Linked DNA regions of Homo sapiens: region 1 is linked to region 2. The links are chromatin contacts, found by Hi-C or POLR2A ChIA-PET in ENCODE. All regions are on one chromosome and are shown on one strand. Each heading gives the region's core, a stretch centred on a gene start or an enhancer-like site at or near the end of the contact. The rest is flanking DNA. Distances are from core to core; before and after follow the strand shown.

Region 1 (3,051 bases), core at 124-2,623, 170 kb before region 2:
AAACACAGCGAAGACGCTGGGCTGTGGGGAGCTGACAAGTGATTGCTTGCATCTGTCCACCTGCAAACAACCGCCCACAGGTGCAGGTGTCCCAAGCACACTTATCAGGGAAATCAGAAAAAAATGCTACCTTTTCTGGCAAAACAGGAAAATAAACCTATTCTTAAATCCTAGAGAAGATGTTTCTCTTTTGCAGGAAAAGGTTCTGAGCTGAGACTGTTTCATGGTTAAAGTAAAAACAGTGCTTGAAACTCACGCCCAATGAGGAAATCTGGGACGAAGGAAGTCAGGGGCTGGGTGAAGCAGAGAGCCACTATCAAGGGACAGAGGTAACAGGGGAGTCTGAATGACATCACACTCGATAACCCTCCCTCCACGACTTTCCTTGCGATGTCCCTCTTTTTCTCCAATCCAAATCCCACATCTCCTCCAAGAAACGCTGCCATGACGATGAAAACCACCATGACGCTGTGAGGTGGAGTCCACCAACGTCCTCTGCCCGACCAAAAGCATGGAATTCCTCGGAGCCCACTCGAGTAAGCTTTGACTTCCTCCCTGCCAGTCATGCTGGACACAGGGCTCGACAAACACAAGAGACGATCCTCGGACCATCCTAACTCAACGACTGGAGACTGAGGTGGCCGCTGCCAGAGGCGCGGCCGGAGGAAACGTCATGGAAATAAACAAGGGCGGCCACAAGCACATGGGGTCCGGGAAGCGGCGGGCGCCAATCAGGGGCAGGAGGAGTCCAGGACCTGCCTAGCGCCGGCCGCGCCCGTCTCCCGAGCCCCCTTGTGTCAGGCCCGGTGCCCGGTACTCAACATGCGCTCGCACTCCGCCCTCTAGACAGCCCTGGCAGGACGCGTCCTCCTAGTTGACATTTCACACTCGTGAAGACGAAGGCTTAGGGACATCTAGTGCTTTGCACCGGGTCCCAGGGTGGGTGGTTCCGGTCCCGACTGGGAAAACCGTCGCCCGCGAACGTGTGGGGAGGAGGCTGGGCCGAGAACGGGGACCCCGGGCGGGACCGGGGTGGGGTCCAGACCCGGGCAGGGGAGCCGAGCCCAAGGCAAGCAGGCGGGCGGGCATTACCTGCTGCGGGGGGCGCCTCTCCGCCGTCACCGGGCGCGCCGGAGCCCCGGGCCCCGCGGTGCCGGAAGTGGCAGTAGGGCCGCCGGCAGGGCCCCCCGGGCGCCCCAGACCAATAGGGGCAGTCAATGGCCCGGAAGAAGCCAGTGGAGCGTAGCATGGTCCGTCCCGCGGCGGGGCCCCGGCCCGGAGCCGCCCGGGCCCCAGGGCCCCCTCACTGGCGCCGCGGTCGCCGCCGCCCGCGCCTCACGGACCCCGCCGCCGCCATCTTGCTCCGAGGCCCCCGGAGGCCCTCGGGACGCCGCCGCAAGGGACCCCGGGAGGGGCTGCCCGCAGCGCGCCTGCTCAGAAACGCCTGCTCCTGCGCGACCAAGGCTGGTGACGGACCCCTGGGCCGGGACAGACGGCCGCGGGAGGAAGTAAGGAGGGCAGGGGCTGCCCTGCCTGCGGTCTCCGGGAGCCTCGCCAGCGCCGCCGCCCGACCTTCGGCGGCTGTAGCGGCGCCATCTTGAGCCCCAGGCCCCTGCGGCGCCAGGGCTGTCCACGGCGCGCCTGACCAAAAAAGCCCCGCGGGGCCCGCTATTACTCATTTGCATATTATTTCCTTTCGTTAGCATATCACCTTAAGGCGCCCTCTGCTGGACGAGGAGAGTTCTGCGGGGAGGTGGCCTTAAACCTGGGCCAGGTGAAACTCATGGTTGAATTACTCCGTTCACAGTCTTTAAAAATCCCCTCGCCCTGGTATACAGCTGGCTCTCAAGAAACGCCTTAATCTCCCCAACCTCGACTCTTGTCATCAGTCTAATGACCAGGTCCACGTTCACTCATTTGTTCAACAAATATTGAGCGCCTACTGTATACCAGCTAGAGGGTGCATTTTAACAGACAAACGAGGAACAAGGCTGGGATGGGGCAACTCTGTAGTCTGGTGGAGTAGGCCCACGTCTTAATGGGAAGTTTAACCTGGTGCATTTTGGTGGGATTGTAAAATAGTGCCACTGCTATGTAAAACAAAAAACCCAAAAAGTTTGTTTTTAAGAGACAGGGTCTTGCTCTGTCACCCAGGCTGGAGAGCAGTGGTGCGATCACGGCTCACTGCAGCCTCGACTTCCCTGGCTCAGGTGATTCTCCCACCTCAGCCTCCCGAGTAGCTAAAACCACAGGTGTGCACCATCATGCCTGGCTAATTTTTTGTATTTTGTGTAGAGATGGAAAAAGTTAAACAGAATTACCCTATGAGCAACTCTATTCCTGGGTATACACCCAAAAAGAATAGAAAGCAAAGTCTTAGGTCGGGCACAGTGGCTCATGTCTGTAATCCCAACACTCTGGGAGGCTGAGGCGGGTGGATCACTTGAGCCCAGGATTTCAAGACCAGCTTGGCCAATATGGCAAAACCCTGTCCTACTAAAAATACAAAAATTAGCTGGGCGCGATGGCTCACGCCTGTAATCCCAGCTCTTTGGGAGGCCGAGGAGGGAAGATCAACCGAGGTCAGGAGTTTGAGACCAGCCTGGCCAAGATGGCGAAACCCCACCTCTATTAAAAATACAAAAATTAGCTGGGCGTGGTGGCGGGCGCCTGTAGTCCCAACTACTTGGGAGGCTGAAGCAGGAGAATCACTTGAACCTGGGAAGCGGAGGTTGCAGTGAGCCAAGATTGCACCACTGCACTCCAGCCTGGGTGACAGAGTGACAGTCCGTCTCAAATAACAATACAATGGTTAAGATGACAAATTTTATGTTATGTGCATGTGATTTTACCACAATTATAAATAAATGACAGGATGCAATGATGAGGGGACGTGGGTTGGGATGGGTCATGGGCGACTCTGCAGAGGACCTGATCTAATCTCAAAGCTGTCCTATCATGGGCAGTGGAGGCGTAGACTCCCTGTCATGGCTCCTGATGATGCGTGAGAGATGAACTCTCATTTATGCGATTGCTCCATCCGTGCCGGCT
Region 2 (3,071 bases), core at 123-2,622:
CCTGGGAATGGAGGAGCAGATAGGGGTACACGTCCCAGGGTTGGAGGGTCACAGGAGTCCCAGGGGTGGTGGGTGGGGGTGCAGGGCCAGGGCATGGAGGGGACCCAGGGATGCAGGCCAGGTGGGGTCCAGGGATGGAGGGGCCTGGGGTGTAGGCAGGGGTTCCAGCCGGAGGTGGAGGGGCCCAGGGATCTGGGGGCAGAGGTGTCTGGGGACCTGGGGTGCAGGGAGGGGTGAGGTCCAGGGATGGAGCGTCCTGGGGATGGAAGAATGGAGGGTCCTAGGGTGCAGGCGGGGGGTGGAGGGCCCTGAGGATGGGGTATTCAGGGTTCTGGGGTGCGGGCTGGGTGGGGTTTGAGGATGGAGGGGCCCAGGGGCTCCAAGTGCAGGCCGAGTTGGAGGGTCCCAGGAACGGAGGGTACCGGAGTGCAGGCTGGGTGGGTCCAGGGACGGAGGAGAGCAGGGGTCCCAGGGGTACAGGGCCTGGGATCCCGGGGAACAGGCTGGGGGCGCAAGCCAGAGGTGGAGGATCCAGGGGGGCCTGGGGATGGAGGGGTGCAGAGGCCCAGAGTGCAGGCCTGGTGGGGTCTGGGGACAGAGAGGTGCAGAGGCAGGGACAGAGGGGTGCAGAGCCCAGGGAACTGGGTGGAGTCTAGGGATGGAAGGGTGCAGGCCCCGGGGTGCAGGCCGGGTCGGTTTCAGGACCGGAGGGGTGCAGGGGTCCCAGGGACAGAGGGGTGCAGGGCCTCAGGTGCAGGCCCCGGGGTGCAGGCCGAGTTGGGTTCGGAGCCTGAGGATGCAGGGGTGCAGGGGTCCCGGGGACAGAGGGGTGCAGGGCTCGGGGATGGAGGGGTGCGGGGGTCTCGGGGACAGAGGGGTGCAGGGCCTCAGGTGCAGGGCCCGGGCAGCAGGCTGGGTGGGTCGGGGCCAGGGCTGGCGGGGTCGGGGCGCCCACCTGTGCGCGGGGATGCGCTGCGAGCTGAGCCCCTTGCCCACCAGGAAGTGCACGTCGCACAGCACCTCGTTGTTGAAGAGGAAGGCGAAGCGCTCCTGCACGGTGGGCTTGCTGGCCTGCCAGTTGTACGCGGCCTCGCGCTGCAGCGCCGCCGCCCCCGGGCCCGCCGCCTCCTCCGCCCGCTCCGCGCCCGCGGCCTGCGCGTCTGTCCCGGGGCCCGGCGGGGCGGGCGGCGTCGGCCCAGGGGCGGCGGCGGCGGCGGCGGCGGCGGCGGCGGCGGCGGCCGCGTTGCCGGGGGCCGGGGTGGCGGCGGCGTTGGCGCTGGGCCCGGGACTGCCCCCCGTGCCCGGGCCGACCCCGACCCCCGGCGGGCACGACGCACGCCCGCCGCTCCCACCCGCCGCCATTTTGTGGCTGCGGCGTGGGCGGGGGAGGGGAGGAGGGAAGGAGGGAGGGGAGGAGGGAAGGAGGGAGGGGAAAGGAGGAGAGTAGGGGGAGGAGGGGGAGGAGGGAGGGGAGGGGAAAAGAGGAGGGAGGGGAAAGGAGGGGAGGAGGGAGGGGAGGGGAAGCGGGAAGGAGGGAGGGGAGGAGAGGGAGGGGAAAGGAGGGGGAAGGAGGGAGGGGAGGAGAGGGAGGGGAAAGGAGGGGGAAGGAGGGAGGGGAGGAGAGGGAGGGGAAAGGAGGGGGAAGGAGGGAGGGGAGGAGAGGGAGGGGAAAGGAGGGGGAAGGAGGGAGGGGAGGAGAGGGAGGGGAAAGGAGGGGAGGTGGGAGGGGAGGAGGGAGGGGAGAAGGGAGGTGAATGGGGGAGGCTGTTGCAGGGGAGGGGACGGGGAGGAGAGGGAAGAGTAGGAGGGGCCTGTAGAGGGGAGGAGCTGGTGGAAGACCTCTTGCTCCACTCCCTAAGCATCCTGACCTGAAGCCCAGACTCCAGACCGAGGTCCAGAATTTGGGGTCCAGGCACCAGGCCCCAGACTCCAGACCGGGAATCCTAAACCCTGGAGCACAGACCTCAGTCCGGGATCCCAGGCCTCAGACCTTGAATCCTAGATCCCAGACTCTGAACCCCAGACTTCAGACTCCGGATTCCAGATCCCATACCTCAGACCCGGAACCCCCAACCCAAAGACCAAGCGCAAACTCCAGACCCCAGACCCCGGACCCAGGTGGCGGGCCTGCTCCGTGGCGCAGGCTCCGCTGTACAGAGACATAGCCTGAGGCCGGGAAGCTGCGGATGAGCGAGCAGGATGCAGGCCACGTGCACTGACACTCAGCAGACGCCCAGCACCCTCTCCAGGCCAGGTGTGGGGGGTGGTCAGTGTGGACGGAGCTGGGACTCCCCCAAAACGCTTACTACATACATAATGTCAAGGTAGACAAATGCCACAAAGATTGAGGAACCAGGTCGGGCGCAGTGGCTCACGCCTGTAATCCCAGCACTTCAGGAGGCCAAGGCGGGGGGTGCATCACCTAAGGTCAAGAGTTGGAGACCAGCCTGGGCAACATGGCAAAACCCTGTCTCTACAAAAAATACAAAAATTAGCCAGGCGCGGTGGCTCACGTCTGTAATCCCAGCACTTTGGGAGGCCGAGGCGGGCGGATCACCAGGTCGGGAGATCGAGACCATCCTGGTGAAACCCCATCATGGTGAAACCCCATCTCTACTAAAAATACGAAAATTAGCCAGGCTTGGTGGCGGGTGCCTGTAATCCCAGCTACTCGGGAGGCTGAGGCAGGAGAATCACTTGAACCTGGGAGGCGGAGGTTGCAGTGAGCCGAGACCGCGCCATTGCACTCCAGCCTGAACAACAAGAACAAAACTCCGTCTCAAACAAACAAACAAACAAACAAAACAAAACAAAAAAAAAACTAGGCGTGGTGGTACGCACCTGTTGTCCCAGCTACTCAGAAGGCTGAGACGGAAGCATCACTTGAGCCTGGAAGGTTGAGCTTTTGATGAGCTATGACTCCACCACTGCCCTCCAGCCTGGGCAACAGAGCAAGATCCTGTCTCGAAAAAAAAAAAAAACAAAGAAGAAAAAGAAAATAGGGTATTAAAAAAACCCAAGTGATAATGCTATTTTCAGTTCTCCAGAGTGGGTGGTTGAGGTAGTTACAA

What was found. A loop is a pair of places that touch in the nucleus more often than their neighbours do. ChIA-PET counts read pairs that join two places held with the same protein, here RNA polymerase II (POLR2A). Pooled maps may share reads with other maps.
Region 1: a loop to region 2 is called in a pooled map, with 3 times the contacts of the local background. The contact joins the promoter of REXO1 here to the promoter of BTBD2 in region 2. A Hi-C loop is called at or near these places in 1 of 50 pooled maps. POLR2A ChIA-PET finds 5 or more read pairs at or near these places in 4 of 52 experiments (AG04450, CD4-positive, alpha-beta T cell, CD8-positive, alpha-beta T cell and 1 more).

Annotation. Positions count from the first base shown.
Region 1 is chr19:1,847,110-1,850,160 of GRCh38, forward strand. It overlaps REXO1 (RNA exonuclease 1 homolog), which reads right to left and starts at 1,374. Exons shown (of 16, transcript NM_020695.4): 1 at 1,093-1,374. The coding sequence starts at 1,249. RefSeq lists a silencer at 1,102-1,571 and enhancers at 1,592-1,741, 1,762-1,841.
Region 2 is chr19:2,014,342-2,017,412 of GRCh38, forward strand. It overlaps BTBD2 (BTB domain containing 2), which reads right to left and starts at 1,373. Exons shown (of 9, transcript NM_017797.4): 1 at 956-1,373. The coding sequence starts at 1,362. It overlaps LOC107985278 (a long non-coding RNA gene), which reads right to left. Exons shown (of 4, transcript XR_001753845.2): 3 at 2,842-2,959; 4 at 2,004-2,753. RefSeq lists silencers at 970-1,019, 1,030-1,179.